Regions from separate parts of the Homo sapiens genome. Here all the other regions are linked to region 2. A link is a loop called in an ENCODE intact Hi-C map of the cell type or tissue named here. Cell type or tissue: dorsolateral prefrontal cortex. All regions are shown on one strand. Links, peaks and the distances in the headings refer to the core of each region. The heading gives the core; the rest is flanking DNA.

Region 1 (6,115 bases), core at 690-5,689, 130 kb before region 2:
CACAGTATATTACAATTAAAGGACACAAAATATGGTGAGATAGAGGAATACATTTTAGTGTTCTGTACCACTGTAGGATGAGTCTGGTAAATGATAATGTTTAGTTTGAGAGAGCTAGAAGGAAGATACTGAATGTTCACAACATAAATGATACATGTTTGAGAGGACGCATATGCCAATCACCCTTTTCTGATCACTCTACATTATGTGTATTAAAATATCACTATGTACCCAAGAATATATACATTATTATTTGCCAATTAAAGACTAAAATATAATTTTTTAAAAGTATTTTTAAAAATTAACTTTAGAATTAAATACAGTAAGATAGCGGCTAGCCTTTTGATTTGCTGGGAATCATATTCTACACCTAATAATTCATTTTCATTTCTCTTCAGATCATGATTCAAATAGTCTTTACACTGTTACTCTCCTCCCCTTTGATAACCGTCATTCTCTTGCCCACCCCCACCATTTGCATTTCCTGTGAAGCGTGGCTCCTCAGATTTCCCGTTTAAAGTTTTGGGAATTAATTTTCTTTTGCCTTGGTATTTACAAGAGGTGAAGACAGTGAGTGAGCCAACATTCTCACATTGTTGCCAGAGGACACACAACTAGATGAATCTAAAAATATTCAATCTTGAGTTAAATTTTGAAGCGTGAATCTGCCACTTGATCAATTCTATGAACTTGAAATTATGTGTATTAAATTTACATAAAATGAAAATTGTGAGAGAGGTGTGGAACTTAAACAGTGTTATTTTCAATTTGAAAATAATTTAGAACTCTTGTTCCAATCTTTAGTTTATACCAAAGCAGATACTCTGCATGAAGCTATTTGTACATTAATAAGCTTTTACACAGCAGGGACAAGTGCTGTGCCTTGCAGTTTGTTAAATCAATTTGATTCTACCTATCTGACAGTGGAAAAAGTCCTTATTTAAGGTTATGAAGACTAACATGCTTCTTACAATTCATTAAATTTAATTGTTTTTCAGTGCTGGTGCTGGACGAACTGGCTGCTACATTGTGATTGACATCATGCTAGACATGGCTGAAAGAGAGGGTGTTGTTGATATTTACAATTGTGTCAAAGCCTTAAGATCTCGGCGTATTAATATGGTCCAGACAGAGGTATGTAGATTTACCTGTAGTGGACTTTTTTTTATTTTTTATTTTTTTTGCAAACAAAGAGTAGATGTCTCTCATATATACTCTACTCAACCGAAAGAGATGTTTTTCATGTGTAATCAATATTAGCTGAGTCATATAGAAAAATATTGGTGTTTTAATTCATATTTCCATATAGAGAAAATTTTCTGTATTTCCTAACTTTGATGACAGAAAAGTGATACTAAAACTAGTACAAAATTTTCTTTTTCATTCTTTTGGTAGGAACAGTACATTTTTATTCATGATGCCATTTTAGAAGCCTGCTTATGTGGAGAAACTGCCATACCTGTCTGTGAATTTAAAGCTGCATATTTTGATATGATTAGAATAGACTCCCAGACTAACTCTTCACATCTCAAGGATGAATTTCAGGTATTAACTATTTCTAAAACCTCTTTTGTGACTTACTACAATTTGTTCTGGGCGCTAGGAATCCTTTCAAGGAAGGTCTTTCAAGTCAAATTTATAACCTTTGATCCTGTTTTAAATACAATACGTATCTCTTTCATTATACATATTATATAGTCACTTTTCTATTGATGAATTTATATCTACTATATCCAAAATGACAAATAAGTTCAGACTTAGGGAAGAGCAAAGGGGAAAGGTATCATAAAAGTCAAAAATTAGGCCAGGCGCAGTGGCTCATGCCTGCAATCCCAGCACTTTGGGAGGCCGAGGCGGGTGGATCACGAGGTCAGGAGATCGAGACCATCCTGGCTAACACGGTGAAACCCCGTCTCTACTAAAAAGACAAAAAAAATTAGCCAGGCATGGTGGCGGGTGCCTGTAGTCCCAGCTACTCGGGAGGCTGAGGCAGGAGAATGGCGTGAACCTGGCAGGCGGAGCTTGCAGTGAGCCGAGATTGCACCACTGCACTCCAGCATGGGCAACAGAGCGAGACTCCGTCTCAGAAAAAAAAAAGAAATAATAACAAGTCAAAATGAGTGGTGATTTGTGTGTATTTAGTGTGTATTTATAGCCTTTTTTTCATGCAGTCATACAGATTTTGACCTGGGTCACTCACAATGTGATGAGATCAAGCACATTAATTATAACTGAGTCTGGGTTCAGTGGCAGCTCACACCTATAATCCTAGCACTTTGGGATGCCAAGGCAGGCAGATCTTGAGGTCAGCAGTTCAAGACCAGCCTGGCCAACATGGCAAAACCTCATCTCTACAAAAAATATAAAAAATAGCCGGGTGTGGTGGTGCATGCCTGTAGTCCCAGCTACTCAGGAGGTTGAGATGGGAGGATTGCTTGACCCTGGAAGTTTGCTTAACCCTGGAAGGCTGTGGTGAGCCAAGATATTGCCACTGCACTCCAACCTGGGCAACAGAGTAAGACCCTGTCTCAAAAATAATAATAGTAATAATAATAATAAATGAAGTTTGTAGTACATGTTATTTCAAAATAGCCCTAAATGTTTTCACTGCCCTTAAAACACCCCTGAAGGTGGGTGAAAATAAAATCAAGGGCAGAGACCAAATTCTTTGATTGTTGATCCAGTGCTCTTTCCAACATGCCATAGCTTATCTTCAAATATGGCAAGCCCAGATGTTACTACAAATGATACCGTTTCCCAGTGTGATGAAGGGTCATTATCATAATGGACTGCCCGATTGCATTTTCTTTGGTTAAGGCAATGCATTTTGCAGGTAGCAGTGTTGTTTAGCGTACCTTTTCCTTTTAAGAAGAGGAGCCCTGAACAATGTGTGTCTTGTTTCTTTGTCACTTCTCAGGCTTCATTAGCTTTAACTACAAGGTCTATCAGCCTGTCATAGTAGCAAATGCCATTGCCTCGCACAAATCCTTCACTTTCTACTTGGCCTTCTAAATTCCTGATGGATCTGTGTTATACTGTTAAATGGGTCACACTGTCTTTTAACCTGGGTTCTCTTTTCTTTTTAGACTCTGAATTCAGTCACCCCTCGACTACAAGCTGAAGACTGCAGTATAGCGTGCCTGCCAAGGAACCATGACAAGAACCGTTTCATGGACATGCTGCCACCTGACAGATGTCTGCCTTTTTTAATTACAATTGATGGGGAGAGCAGTAACTACATCAATGCTGCTCTTATGGACGTAAGAGACTGCCCTCTTTGTTAGTGTAGAGTGTTGTGGAAAGCTACATAATGCAACTGAACACTGGCTAGTTTTCTTTTCGAGGAAATTAAAATAACCTAAAAAGGAAAAGTGGAAACTTTTATTGAAACACATTTTTTTGGAAAATGATTTTAGGTTTTCCCTATAGAGATTCTTAAGAACTGTCATTTTTATAGCTTTATTGTAGATTTGGAGCTTGATTGTCAATTATTATATTCATGTAGTAAATATTGCAAGTTATAAATTTCATCTTAATTATTTTCAGAAAAGAAAATCATGCCTTATCTATTTTGAATATAATTAGAAATGAATTTTTTAAATCACAGAATGCCAAATCCTACAAAAATCATGTTAATTTGGGAAATTTTTATTTCTGACATTTAATGTTTCAATAATTTACAATTAATTTGTTGGCCATTAATCAATAAGGACTATTATAAGTAACTAGAGAGGGGATGGATGGTATTATGTTAACACATCCATCATAATGAAAGAACAATCTTGCCCCATTCTAAAATCTTAAATTGCAGGGTGTTATATAGCCCATAGACAGAACAATATGGAAAGAAAGTTTTCTGTTTTAGTTTTTGGTTTTTTTTTTTTTAGACAGAGTCTCACTCTGTCGCCCAGGCTGGAGTGCAGTGGCATGATCTCAGCTCACTGCAACCTCCGCCTCCCAGGTTCAAGCAATTCTCCTGCCTCAGACTCTTGAGTAACTTGGAATACAGGAGCGTGCTCTACCACACCCCGCTTATTTTGTTTGTTTGTTGTTGTTTTTGTTTTTGAGACAGAGTTTCGCTCTTGTTGCCCAGGCTGGAGTGCAATGGCACAATCTCGGCTCACTGCAACCTCTGCTTCCCAGGTTCAAGCGATTCTCCTGCCTTTGCCTCCCAAGTAGCTGGGACTACAGGCATGCACCACCATGCACGGCTAATTTTTTGTATTTAGTAGAGATGGGGTTTCACCATGTTGGTCAGATTGGTATTGAACTCCTGACCTCAGGTGATCCACCTGCCTCGGCCCCCCAAAGTACTGGGATTACAGGCGTAAGCCACCGTGCCGGGCCTTTTTTGTATTTTTAGTAGAGATGAGATTTCACCACATTGGCCAGGCTGGTCTCAAACTCCTGACCTCATGATCCGCCCACCTTGGCCTCCCAAGGAAAGAAAGTTTTAAATTATGACTTTGGCCACTTTACTTTGATTATGTTGGAAAGAAGCAAGAAAGCTATCATGGTTTATAATCTTTTTAAACAGTTTACTGCCTTCATTTCTAGCTTTTGCCCTTTCTCCTATGAAACCATATCAAGGAGAAATTAGAAGCCACGGTTCATTTCTTTCTGACTATAACAGGCTTTCTAAGTTATTGTTCCTGTTAAGCCCACATTCTGTTTCTACGAGTAGTCTTCACCAGTTACTTTACTCTTTTTGGTGCTGCAAAGCGGAATAGTCTAAAGGCAGGCTCTCGTCCTTGCTGTGGTCACTCTTGCCTGTGAAAAGCTCTCATCCTTGCTGTGATCGGAGTCTTGCCTGGCCATTAATCACATCCACTGAAATCACATTAAATCCTAATTATACCTTTTCTTTTTATATTAGGTGTCTGGAAAGGCAAATATACTAAATAGAGAGATGGCATACAATACTTTTTCATTTCTGCATCTAAATATGGAATAAAAAAAGGATGTGTGAACAAGAAAAGGAGAAAATAATAATATTTAGAAAAGCATTGATGCCTTTGAATTTTTTGCCATTGGCATCTTTGTCAAATTTTTCTCAATGTCCAGATTGTCTCCTTTTCTTTTCTTTTTTCTTTTTCTTTTTGAGACAAGCTCTCACTCTGTAGCACAGGCTGGAGTGTCGTGCATGATCACAGATGACTGCAGCCTCAATCTCCTGGGCTCAAGTGGTCCTCCCACCTCAGCCTACCAAGTAGCTAGAACTAAGGTGTATGCCATCATGCCCAGCTAATTTTTTTTTTATTATTTTTTGTAAAGATGGGGTCTTGCTTTCTTGTCCAAGCTTGTCTTTTTTTCTGTATGAAAGTTGAAGCTTGTAATCCACCTGCTCTTACTGTCTGCTTAATCCCCTGTGATTCAAAAAAAAGACATTTCATAGTTAAAGCTGTTCTGGGGATTTAGTAGTGCAAATGAACCGTTGGAGAAGTAAAGCTGGTTTGATTTACAAGAACAGGGTTTATTGTTCACTTCTTTCTCCCTACCCTTTATCCCCATCATTAGTACCCTTTTGCCAGGTCTATGAGGGATTAGGAGCTAGGGCCAAGAATTCTGTAATTTCAAAGCCTTACATATGTTCCTGCATTTAGAGGGAAAAAGAATAGGAAGTCTTCAGTCTTCTCCTCTCTTATCAGCTCCTCCTCATGCATATCCCCTCCCCTGTGGCTCAAAAAATGAGTAGATAGCCGTCAGTCTGCTTTGACTTACCTTTGCATGGAGCAGACATTTGATTGGAAGAAGAGCTTCCTTTCTTCTAACTTTTCTCATTGTATTAGTTCATTCTCACACTGCTAATAAAAACATACCTGAGACTGGGTAATTTATAAAGGAAAGAGTTTTAATTGACTCACAGTTCCACAGGGCTGGGGAGGCCTCAGGATCCCTGCAATTATGGCCGAAGGGGAAGCAAACCCGTCCTTCTTCTCATGGTGGCAGGAAGGGGAAGGAGTGCCAAGCAAAGGGGGAAGCCCCTTATAAAACCACCAGATGTCATGAGAACTCACTCACTATCTGGAGAACAGCATGGGGGAAACTGCCTGCATGATTCAATTATCTCCACCTGGTCCTGCCCTTGACATGTGGGGATTATTACAATTCTAGG
Region 2 (6,115 bases), core at 376-5,375:
TTTCCAGTTTTAGCGACTTAAGCTTTGCTATATGTCCCTGTCACCTATCATAGACATAACTTTCTAGCTTTCTAGTGCTGGACATCTCTGAACACTTTCTTTATTAAAAATGAGTTAACAGCTTTCTTGGTTGAAGAACATTGGAAGTCACGAAATATTAAAGAGAAATTACAAAAGATTATTATTTACATGATAGTCTTTTCCTTATGTGACTGAAAGAAGTGAGCTTTTTTCTTCCAAAAGGAAAGACTTGCTTGGAAAAAGACCTGAAGAGTCAAAAGCTTTTCTTGTGGTGACCAAGACTCATGAAATTTCTTTTTATAGAATTCTCTGGCTTCTATTCCATGTGAATTGATATGAAATCTCACATAAATTTATCTTTTTATTTTGAATTCCAATTGAACCTTTAAAAGAAAGATGACATTCCAACTCAGCCAATTTGATATACATTACATTTACAATTAGATAATCAGTGCACTGAAATTAAGCCCAACAGACTTCAGCTGAAATGGGCTACGTTAGATTATGTTCCATTTAATATGACAAAGAAAAATTTTACTATTTGCTTCTTTACTTAAAAGCCTTCCCTTTCCCTCTCTCCACTTATAACATCCTCTAACTCAATGATGCCCAGTGCTTTCTCTGCTTAACACATTTTCCCCTCTATGTTAGTTTTGCAACAATTTCAAACAGAGACTATATTGTTATCCATTTGTTGCCTAGGCCAATGTTTGCAAACCTTAATGTCCTTATAAATCATCTAGGGATCTTGTTAAAAACACAGGTTCTGATTCAGTAGGTCTGGGGTCTAAGATTCTAACAAGCTCTCAGGTGATGTGGTGGACCAAGGTTTGTATAGCAAACACTTAGAGTACAAATGACCTGTCCTTAAATGTGTTTTTGGACCATGATAACTGGAAATGTAGATTCTGTGACTTTGTGGTTGCTTCATACTTTAAATTGCTTTTTTATTTATTGATAATGAATCAATAATGAATGCTCTGAACCATCAGGACTCCCTCTACTTCCCTAGTCTCTGTTTTTACCACTTCCTCCTTCTTACTTACATTTTAGACATAACAAAGTACTTGAAGTTTCCAGAATGTATCAGGCTCTTTCACATCTCAGTGCCTTTTCAAATACTATTTCCTCTGCCTGTCCTGGTGTCCTGTGACTCTTCCTTTAAAACTCAAATCTGCAGTCATCTCCTCCAGGAATCCTTCTCTAATCTCTTTTTCATGTAATTGCATAATTAAATGCCTTCAGTATACTCCCACATTGCCCTGTATTTCCTTTATTACACCCTTCTCCTAATCTGTTGCAATTGTCTGCTTAATTGTTCTTTCCCTTCAAGACAATGCTTCTGGGGGGAATGAATAATGCATTTTATCTCTGATTCCTATTGCCAATCGCCAACATAGTAGGTTTTTTTTTTTAATCAAAGTTTGCTGAATGAATGAACAGGGGAAGTTGATGTGTTGTAGTCATACAAGAAAGTAATGCAATATTTCTTCTCATGAAGTTTAAAATTGAATTGGGAGTCATAAAAACTGAAACTCATAAAAAATTAAGTATAGGGTGAGATAATACTAAAGATATAAAATGTTAGTATGTGATTAATTGCCAAATGAGGATCATAGCAAATAACCATTCAGAGTCAATTGGGGGAAAAATGTCACTGTGGATTTATTAGTATTTTTAATACCTCAATTTGTTCCACAAAGGACTTGAGCCTGCTGATAACATTAAGCATTAAAGTTAACGAAAATATGAGCACATATGTAGTTAAGGGAATAGTATGAGACAAGGAGAGGGTTATGGAAATATGTACCGGAAGCTTGAGGAATGGATAGACTATCCTTAATATGTATTCTTTAGATGTATTCTTCTTGTCTGCAAAAATGCTTCTTGCTCAGATAAGGACAGTAATGTGGGTGTGCTGGATTTTCATACCCACTCTGCCTGGGAAGCTGACTTCTGTGGGGACATTAGTAGCTCGCTTGTCCTCTGGCTTCTGGCAGAATTTGGCTAATGGGATGCCTATGGAGAAGAGTGAGGTCAGGACATTTATTTTCTTTGGTTGCCTAGAACTGGCTGTGCCTCTTTTTAAAGATGGCCCCTATGATAAACTTCCTGAAATTATTCTAATTTGAGTGTGCCCTGTTACCTATTGGGACTCTGATATGACCTCAGAGTTGTTGTTTAGAGCTAGATTGGATACCAGGCTTACTAACTTTTCTGGCAACCATCAATACCATAAAAATGTTCTAGGTGCATGCTACATATCAGGAACAATTCTATGAGGAGGTGGTTCTACACAGAAAAATTCAGAAAACAAACAAGCAAACCTAAAACGCTGTGCTCATATACTTCACATGTAGTATGGCAAAGACAACGTAAATCATCTTGGAAGTCAGGAAAAACTGATATATATAAAAGCTCACAGCTCTATAATGTTTATTTATACTTGCCTTAAGTTAGTGTTGAATTGTAAAGCAATAATATGCCAGAGATATAGTTTTTGGGTTGTTTCCTTTTCACTGGGGGTAGATTATCCAGAATTTTTGCCTCTGCTCTTGGCTGTTGTTCATCTTGTGGTTATTTTACTCCTCACTGTCCTTCCATCAGGGAATATTAAAGGAAAATAAGTGAATGAAAACTTAGCTGTAGCATCTATGATAAAAGGTTTGTCAAGAAGACGATTGAAATACTGACTAAAATGAAGCTTTTCAGTTTATCTGGGTTGGTCTGCCCCCTATCGCCACAAAGATACTCAGAATGGTTTCTAGCTTGTCAAAAACCAAGAGATAAAAATGGGCAAAAAGTTTTACTTTCATGCTAATGAAGAGAACCAGATCTAATAAATAAATATGACCCTCTTAATGTGAAGCCCTGGTGTGCAGACCCTCTTTTTCATCTCCAATTGTATGACAACCTTGTTTGCAGTTGTTATTTAGATCATTTTTGAGTCATATGAGCTTAATTTTGTGACCCAGCAAAAACAGATCATAAATCTCAGTAGTGGAAGATACGTTTGTAGTTTGACCATGGTAAGATGAGCTGAGGGTGCTGAGGAAATCATAAATTCAATTTACAAAAATAACAAAAATAAGATTTATTTATATTTGGCCCAGTGAATAAAGTGAAAATCTAATATTTTTCTGGTCTATGCTGTACATTTTGCCAAGCTTGATTAAATTCCTGTTTAGCAGGTAGCTAAGAGAGGAACTGAATTAAAACACTTTATATTAAGCTTTTGAGTCTACTTTGTTTTTCACTGTTTTCTTTTTAAAAAGCTGTTTTAACTTTTCTTTCCTTTTAGGCTCTATTTATGAAATGTTTGGAAATGAATGCTGTTTTTCAACAGGAGAAGTGATTAAAATTACTGGTCTCAAAGTTAAGAAGATCATAGCTGAAATTTGTGAGCAGATTGAAGGTTGTGAGTCTCTACAGCCATTTGAACTGCCTATGAATTTTCCAGGTACAGCACATTGCAACCACTTATCATTTGTACAACTATATTGTTATTAATATGTATATATACACAACCAAAAACAAGAAAAAAATGGTCTGTTTTTCACTCTAGGATAATGGGGGGGAAAATCCGGAATTGTTATAGTTTGATCATTTTAAGAACGAATGGAAAGCAACTATTTTCTCCTTTTTTAAAGTGAAAGATGTTTATCTTGTACTTAAGAATTAATCTCTTTGGTTAACAAACATTTAGTGAGTTCCAACTATATACACACCACTAGTTGTGCTAAATAATGAGAACCAAGAAATCAAAGATATATTTTCATAAATTCTGTAGAACTAAGTAACATCATTTAAGCCTATCTACCCTCTTTGCTATTCCTACTGTCATTACTCTAGCTCCTTGGATCACCGTTGACCTTGCCTGTCTAATATTACTGAAAAGTCGGCCTGGTCTTTTTTATCTAATTGACTCTACTCAGCCCTCCAAAACTAGCTCAAATATCATGCCATCTAGAAGACTTTTGCTGACCCTCTAACCTAATCTAGATTTCTCTTTTATGTTCCCATAGTATGTTGGGCCTCATAACATACACCTCACTGGATAGTCATTGATGACTTTCTCATTTGCCATATTTTTTACACTAGGGGTTGGCAGACTTTTTCTATAAAGAGCCAAATAGTAAATCTTTTAGGTTTTGTGGCCAGAGGGTCTCTGTCACACCTATTTCACTATGCTATTTATGTGGTAGCACGAAAGCAGCTCTGGATAATACATAAACCAATGAGCATGGCTATGGCTCAATAAAACTTTATTTACAAAAACAGGTGACAAGCAGGATTTGACTCATCTACTGTAGTTTGCTGACCTCTGCTGTAGACTAAAACTCCTTGACATAAAATATGAACATGTGACTTTGTATTTCTGATACCAAGCACAATTTCTGGCACAGAGTGTGTGCTCAGGAATTGTTAACTGAATGAATGAATGAATGACCAGTGGAAGAGAAAAATCTCATAAATCTTAACAATATGATGTGTTTCATGGTTTGATGGAAGTATACTTGTGTTCTTTGTGGGGCTTGAAAAGGAATATCAGACTATAGTTGGTTGTGTTTCAGAACAGGGATTCTGCAGCCATTGTACTTGAATCCCAGCTCTGCCACTTCTTAGCTGAATAACTTTGACAAGTTATTTACCCTCCTTTCATGTAAAATGGGAATAATAATACTGTCTATCTCCTAGTGTTATTGGGAGGGCTACGTATTGAAATATATTTAGTGTTTAGAAAGGTACATGGCATATAGAAAGGTGCATAAAAAAGTGTCAGCTTTTGTTACCATTATTAAGATATTATTACTGTCATTGGAGGAGTCAGGAAAAGCTTTTTAGGGAATGTTTTAATTGGGCTGAGGTTGGAAGAATGAAAATATATTAGCTATATTGAAGTGAGGATTTTTTCAAGTGCTCTAGTATTCAGTCCCCTTTCAAATGAAACTTTCCACATTGTTCAATTCTATTTCTTTCTTACTCATCTTTTATAACAATGATTCTCAAATTTGGCTGCACATTAGAATCACTTAGGGAGCTTTAAAAAATTCTGATGTTCAGGCCACTTACATGAGATATTCTGATTTGTTTGCTCTGTGGCAAAGTCTGGTCATCAAGGTTTCTTAAAGCTCCCAGTGTGATACTAATGAGCAGCCAGTGTTGAGAACCATTACTTTATAAGATGCCTCTCTTAAGTACTCTAATTAGATGTAACAATTCCCTTTTTAAATCACTATAGTTTTTCGTGCCTTAATCATTGCATTTATCACATTTTGCATGTAATTGAGGCTATTTGTGTACTTGTCTGACTACCACCATCTGTCTAATAGATCACAAGTTTGCTGAGGCAGAATCTGAATCTTATTTATTACAATAATCCCCATGGTATTTAGAAAAAGATGCACATAATAAATATTTAGTAAGTTAAAATGACTAGAATCTTTGGTAGAAGGAATTTTTCTTATTAGAATAGTGAAAACACTTAGTTTTTGGCTAACAGTTTAATTTGGGGAGTTGCTATTTAGAATATTCTTTTGAACTTCCAATTAGCATGATAATCTTGCATCTATTAAGTGACAATTTGAAAATGATGTTTATAAAACAGTTTTATTGTAAAGGACAGAGTGAAAATGGAAAGGTAAAGTGATTGGCACTGGTCAGGGTATAGTTTCTTTCTTCAAAGAGAACTCCTAGATAATGATGAAAGGGATCCCAGATACAGGGATAATTCTTCTACATCAGCACTAAGGAGAAAGATAGAAATCAAAGATACTAATGTTATTCAAAAATTTTAATAGCAGCATCTCTTTATTTATACTATTTTAAAACTATTTAAGTTCCCAATTAGATTTTTGACTTAAAAAGTCAAATGGTATTTTAAAACATTCTTCCTCATTTGTAAATTTCCCAAAATTTCCTTTTGCTATTGATTTCTAATTTTATTCTATTATAGTCAGATGACATATTTTGTATGACTCAATCCTTTTAAATGTATTGAGACTTGTTTTTTTTGGACTAATATATGATCTAGAGTATGTTCTGTATTCACTTGAGAAGAATATATTTTCTATTTTTGTTGGGTAAGTGTTCT
Region 3 (6,115 bases), core at 517-5,516, 870 kb before region 2:
TGTAAGGAACCCCAAAAGTGCTTTAAGAGGAAAAAGGTAGCTCAAAACAAGATCAAGACACAGAGAGCTCAACGCCAGCTCTTGAACGCATCAGTCAAGTGAAAACTTTCTTGCTAATTTCTTCCCTTCCCTCCACTTGCTGGTACCAAGGCTGCCTGAGGCCAGGAGAAGGATTTGCTCAGAGAAAAGAGGAGAGAGATGGAATGGGTTAAGTGCACAGAACAAAGCCAATATAGAAGTCGGCATGTGACTTCTTAAATTTCCATGATTTAAGTCTTCTCCATGACTTCTTAAATCTCAAAGAGGGTTTCTCAACTCCAGAAAAATCAAGTGTGAGTAAAAATGTCGTGGGCAAACATGGGAAATTGGCAGATTTTGTAACTAGACTGATGAGGTGTAAACAGGAGCAGCAGGTAGGGATGCCGAGTGACAGATGTCTCATCAGGCATCTAGAAGACAAGAGGTTGTTTCCTCAGCCCCAAAATAGTTTCTGTCAATGCTGACAATGAAGCAGAGATTTAATTGCCTATACCAAACTCAGTTTGGCAAAGGATTATTTTAACCTTTGCAGTGCAATATATAGACTGCCACCTGGAAACCGGCACAGAAAAGCAACGTTGGTCCAGGTATGAGGTGAGCCTCATCATTTTCCTTTCCTTTTTCCTCCACCTCCCTTCCCCTCCCTCCCCTACTTTTCCCTTCCCTCCCTTCCCTTCCCTTTTTCTCTCTCTGAATCACTTGTAACTTGCTGCATCTGTCTAGCACAGCATCCCTGCACACCCAGCCCCAATTCTCACCTTAATGCTGTTATGCAACATTTTAGTCTTATATTGAAAAATATGGCAAAGAGTCTCTTAAAATTAGAAATTCATTTCTTCACAACTGTTTTCAGTTTCTCATATGTTTGACACTGTGATATATGTTGGTGATGCCACAAGGAACAAGACAGTCTCAACTTCTGTGAGTGTATAGATTAGGTGCAGGAAACCAAAGACATAATTATGAGGTAATGAGAAAATTACAGTAATAACATATATACAAATTGCCAAGGCGCACAGAGGAAGGAGAAATTTGTTGTTCCTCTGAATTTGGGGAAAGCTATAGATGGGGGGGATCCTGCCTAAAGAACCAATTAAATGTCATTATATCCTGTTTAACCATTCCCTGTCTTCCCAACACACTCAAACATCACTGTCCCCAAGGAGTGAGTTACCCAGTTGTTGCTACAAAGGCTGCTGGCTCTGCTAGTTGATGTGCTTCCTTTGTGGGAAAATTGAGGATGTTGTGTGATCCCCACTTTTTTCAGATAGGCACTCTACTGATCCCACTACTGTGTCCAAAATGCCACTGTTAGAATCATTCATTTGAAATTACATCAGTATCTTCAGAAAATTCCTGGTAATTGTGCATTTCCCACCTCATGTTTAGGTGCTTTGGGGGCACTTATGCATGTGTGCTGTGTAACTGATATGCAGTTTTGTGGTTGGGTAGCCAATTCGGCACAACCTAAAGTTTAGGAATGTATTCATATATTCTGGTGTCTGGCAGCCTCAGTTCAGATCCTGCTTCTGGCATTCCATTTACATTACTGTGCCTCAGTTTCTTCACCTCGAAAATGAAGATGCGAAGCCTCTGTGCTTAGCAAATAAACATTTCATAACTGAGATTATTATCTTTATAATCTGGATGAATGAAATAAAAGATCAATGGGAACACTTTCAAAACAAGGAAAAAGTATAAGGGCAGAGGTAACTGTTTTTAAATGAAAGCAAAAACAGTTCAAGACTGTTGGAGAGAATTGTGATCTCTTTTAGAGCCATATTATGTGTGAAATAATCCAGCTAAGAAGAAATAGGGACAGAGTGAGACACCAGCTTCCTGACAAAATTATTAAACTTACCTTCAAAACAACTGCAGAGCAAATCTATGAACTAGTGATTTCTACTATGCAAATTCTTTGCATCATTATACATGGAAATATTCTTTCAACCAGACACTCACACACACGCCAAACAAAAAAGCATGAACAAACATTATATATTTCAGCATACACTTTTTATCTAAAATTTCATTCTCAGCTAACTTTTATAAGCCCATAGTCTGATATGCATAATCATTAAGTCCTCCCATTTCATTTTATGAAGACATTTGTACTATTTTCTTAAGTAAACTCAGTATCATATCTATAATACAGGTTATTAAATTAAAAATGCATTTTTAAATTTAATGGTTTCAAATAATACCCTATAAATAATACTCTAAAATGCTTATTTTTTTTAGTCCTACCTCAAGCTGAATAAATTTTTATTCTCAGAATATTTTTGCCCCCCAAAAGCTCAACATCATTTCCTCATTCATAAAATTTTGTTACAAATTTGGGCTTCAGGACAGGGCAAGGACAAAAAGCAACATTACTAGCACTCTTAGAGCCAAAGTCTTTTGCTTTTCTTTACAAAATTCCTTACTTTCTTTGGAGATTAATGGGCTGTCAGTGGGTTCTGGACAATGACTAAAACTTTAAAATAAGGAAGGGTGACCCCTAGCGTTGGCCTTTAGAAACCAAATTCATGCAAAGTTTCAACAATGTGGGGAAGAATTCAATAACATGCATTATTTTAAAAAGTCAAAATACTGAATTTATTTACCTTAATTGCCTTTAGACACATAAATCGCTATTATTTAAGATATCATTCAAATGCTTTAAGAGAATCTTTCAAATGACAACAATTCCTCCCACAGAAACTCCCCTTCACTGATGAAAAGTGTACAAATCAAAAATGAATAACATAAAAGGAAAAGGCACAAGATTTGCTTGAGTGAGCAAAGAGAAAACTAGTCAAGGAAAAAAAATAAAGGCTAAATATTAACTCCACATTGTACTGAAGATGACAATTCATACTTAAGCCGCAGCATTAGACTTCTGTGAAGTATTTAGTAAGGAAATCTTGAGAGAATCATTTACTTCCTTACTAGTTTTTGCCTCAAAAAATTTACCTTCACAAGCTCAAGGTCATTAGTCCTGCAGAAGCAGGAAAATAGTTCAGCTTAAACACCTGTCACTTGTGACAAAATGAATGAAATGAGAGGTCAAAAGTGACTTACTGCATCATTTGAACTCATTGTCACTCAACAAGAGGAGATTTTGGCAAAAAGCGCACATGCTAGGACAGGGAAATCTTACATTTGAAGGGAAATTCTTCCTGGAGAAAAAAAATATACAGTATGTAGGAAAGCCCTGACATTCTTTCTTAATAAGTTTTATTGCCATTATTTACTAAATCTCTTGACTGGAGCTGGCTTGGCACCAGCACAGAGCTAAGCAAAAATTAGACGTTTCATGCTCCCCTTTTGAGTCTCAGGTGCCAAAGTGGCATAAGAGACGCTTAGGCAAAGTTTGTGCTGAGGACAGCTCTGCCACTTCCTTGTACTTGTACGGACATGAGAAGAAACAGTACAGAATGATGAGGGAATTAAGCATGAGAAGGAATTGGAATATGGCGATGAAACTGCCAATTTAATATGGTAGGTGGAATTTAAAAGGACAATAGAAATTTTATATTAACAATAACTGAAGACACATCATCCATCATCCATACAACACGGTTAGTTCTTAGGATTTGAATTTATTTTCTCACTGTTCTACTGCTTCCATGAAAAGAGAGCCTTTTGCTTGGTGAGATCTTTACAGTTGGTATCTTATGCTTTCTAAGTGCCAGTTCTACCAGCAAACATTTTGTGTTAGTCATTTAAACCCTCCAAAGTCCCTGAATTTGGTTGCAAGTAGATTTTTCTATTTATTTTTCTCCTATATCCTCTGACTTTATCCTGTAGTGGCCCCCTCACCTTTATCAGCAAAGGCATCCCTTTTTTATTTCATATGAATGGTTCCTAGTAAATATCTGTTATGTACATTGTAACTGTAAACTATTTAGATCACACTTGCTAAATTATTTAAAATAATGCTCTGAAAGAATGTTATTTGTATTAACAAAAAACAAGATTTTACTCTCTAAGATTATTTAGCACTAAGAGATTTATTTTACTCTGTTGTGTTTCTGATTTAAACATTTGGAAGAAAGTAAAATACCTCTTTTTAATGTGCATTTTCAATATTTTTTATAAAAAGAATTCATTCAAGCGGGTTCCCTTGAGTTCCTGTTGTCATTGCACCACTGCAATCAAGGACTTTCAATCACAAGCAATATGTCTATCATAAAATTTTTCATTTATTTAGCAAGAAGGTAATCTTTAATAGGTGCATACATAATTTCATTTTGTGTGACTGATTTACCTGCCTACTGGTGCTCATTCTAGCAGAGCATTAGCACTCTCTGGGAACTACTGTTTCTTTTAAAAGCTGCATCAATACCTTCCAGTGACTAATTTAATTCATTCAGTGACTAAGACACTGAAATGGTCTCTTAGAAATTCAGCTTTCAAAGTGCATGGAAATCTCAGGAAGGAACTTATGTACACATTGTGGTTTTCTTTACATGTAACTCCTACAAGTAAGCATAGCAGGTCCCTGAGAAATGTTGGGAAGGCAACCTCTCTTTACCAAACGATACTGCAAGACAATACCCTACTCAAACACACACTCTTCAAATGCAAATGCATACAAAAGTTAAGTAGTAAATACTGTGCTTTGGGGGCGTGATATGCAAGAAAGCATGAGGAGTGAGGGTATAACAGAAGACACCTTGTTGGGCAATCCATCGTATTAAAGATTTGGTGAAATAATGATTCATTTTATTTCATAGTTGAAACCACAATTTTATATTAAACGTATTATGAAGTATAATTCAGCAATGCTTGAATTATACAGACAAAACATAGGGATCCAAAGATATTTAGTATTTAGTATGTATACTAAATAGAGACATTTAGTATTTGCTGGAGTGCTTTAATCTATTTTTCCAAGTCCTTTGGGTTCAAAGAGACTTATTCTTCTATTTGGAATAAATCTATGGAAAAGTTCAAGGTCAAATTTTCCTTTCAAATTTAGACTCTCCTGGAAGAGGTAACATATAAAGCTGTTTAAATAAAAGTGTAAGCATATTCATCATATCCATGTGAAAATCAAGAACAGCTGCCTATACGGAATAAATGGGTAGACAAAAGAGACAGAGAGAGAGGGGGGGAGAGAGAGAGATGATAGATGATAGATATGTGGATGATTGGTAGGTGGGTAGGTAGATAGATGGATGGATGGATGGATGGATGGATGATAGACAGATAGATACGAGAAAGAGACTGAGTGAGAGCAAGCACTTTGACGAGGATGAGGACCATATTTAAAGGCTGTATAGGGAAAGCAGGTTCAGCCACATGGGGAAAAGCTGGGGAAGAATGCGAGTCTAATGCTTCTGGGTGGGTTCAGAGTGGAAGATACAACCGGAAGGCAAAGCAACAAAAGGAAAGATAGGAACATGGGAACATCCCAAGGACAGGTGGCTGACAGCACAGTTTTGTGAAAGTCTACCTTTAACATCCATATCCTTAAAACAAGGAGACTTTCGATACAAAAACTCAGACTGATATCCTATCCTTTGTTCTATACAATGAAAACATTTAAGCAGTAACTTAGATAAATCTGTAATGTGACCTAAAACTATGAAGAGACTATGTTGTTTTGTTTAACCAAAATCCCCAAACCATCTGGATTAGCTTAAGAGAACAGGGTAATTTAAAGACAATATTAAATAAGATGAATGTGAAGTCTTATGCTTAAGTCTAAACATTCAACTGCAAAAGGGATAGTGTAGTTTAGCTGAAATTAGAGTGAATCTGGTTTCTAAAGCAGATCTGCCACTAATTACCAAATAAGAGGCTATAAGGAAATGCTTTTTCTGAGCCTGACATCTCTCCATCAGTCTATGTCACTTTGACTGCAATTCCAAGCTAAGTGACATGTGGTTTTTCCAGTAGCCACTGCCAACCTTATGATCCCTCCCAAGACTTGACTTTTTATTTTAATTATGAAAATTTTGTGTTCTTTTTTTAAAAAAACTAACATTACAGCACTGTACGAAGTAGTAAAGAGTTTTTAATGCTTCATCAGTTAACATTTAGATTCGCATCTTTTGAGACACTTTTCTTCATATATGTAAATATG

The links. A loop is a pair of places that touch in the nucleus more often than their neighbours do. Peaks named below come from ENCODE experiments on the same cell type or tissue, not always from the same donor. Only the 100,000 strongest peaks of a DNase experiment are listed, where the experiment ranks them.
Region 1: it touches region 2 in a loop (3-fold over the local background); 14 of 110 quality-filtered maps call a loop at or near these places.
Region 3: a loop joins it to region 2, with 4 times the contacts of the local background. A loop is called at or near these places in 32 of 110 quality-filtered maps.

The regions. Positions count from the first base shown.
Region 1 is chr6:127,978,261-127,984,375 of GRCh38, reverse strand. It overlaps PTPRK (protein tyrosine phosphatase receptor type K), which reads left to right. Exons shown (of 30, transcript NM_002844.4): 23 at 999-1,134; 24 at 1,396-1,545; 25 at 3,087-3,260. Among named protein-coding and RNA genes, the nearest start is that of PTPRK-AS1, 47 kb to the left of the region's middle. In dorsolateral prefrontal cortex, for the core only: CTCF peaks have their summits at 3,113 and 3,314; a DNase peak (open chromatin) is centred at 3,165; H3K4me3 peaks cover 369 bases; H3K27ac peaks cover 585 bases.
Region 2 is chr6:127,852,396-127,858,510 of GRCh38, reverse strand. THEMIS (thymocyte selection associated) reads left to right here. Exons shown (of 6, transcript NM_001010923.3): 2 at 3,323-3,481. Among named protein-coding and RNA genes, the nearest start is that of THEMIS, 46 kb to the left of the region's middle. In dorsolateral prefrontal cortex, for the core only: CTCF peaks have their summits at 2,549, 2,752 and 4,379 (motif pointing left); a DNase peak (open chromatin) is centred at 2,750; H3K4me3 peaks cover 544 bases; H3K27ac peaks cover 2,230 bases.
Region 3 is chr6:128,722,245-128,728,359 of GRCh38, reverse strand. No RefSeq gene overlaps it. Among named protein-coding and RNA genes, the nearest start is that of LAMA2, 160 kb to the left of the region's middle. In dorsolateral prefrontal cortex, for the core only: CTCF peaks have their summits at 2,352 and 2,551 (motif pointing left); no DNase peak of the experiment used is centred there.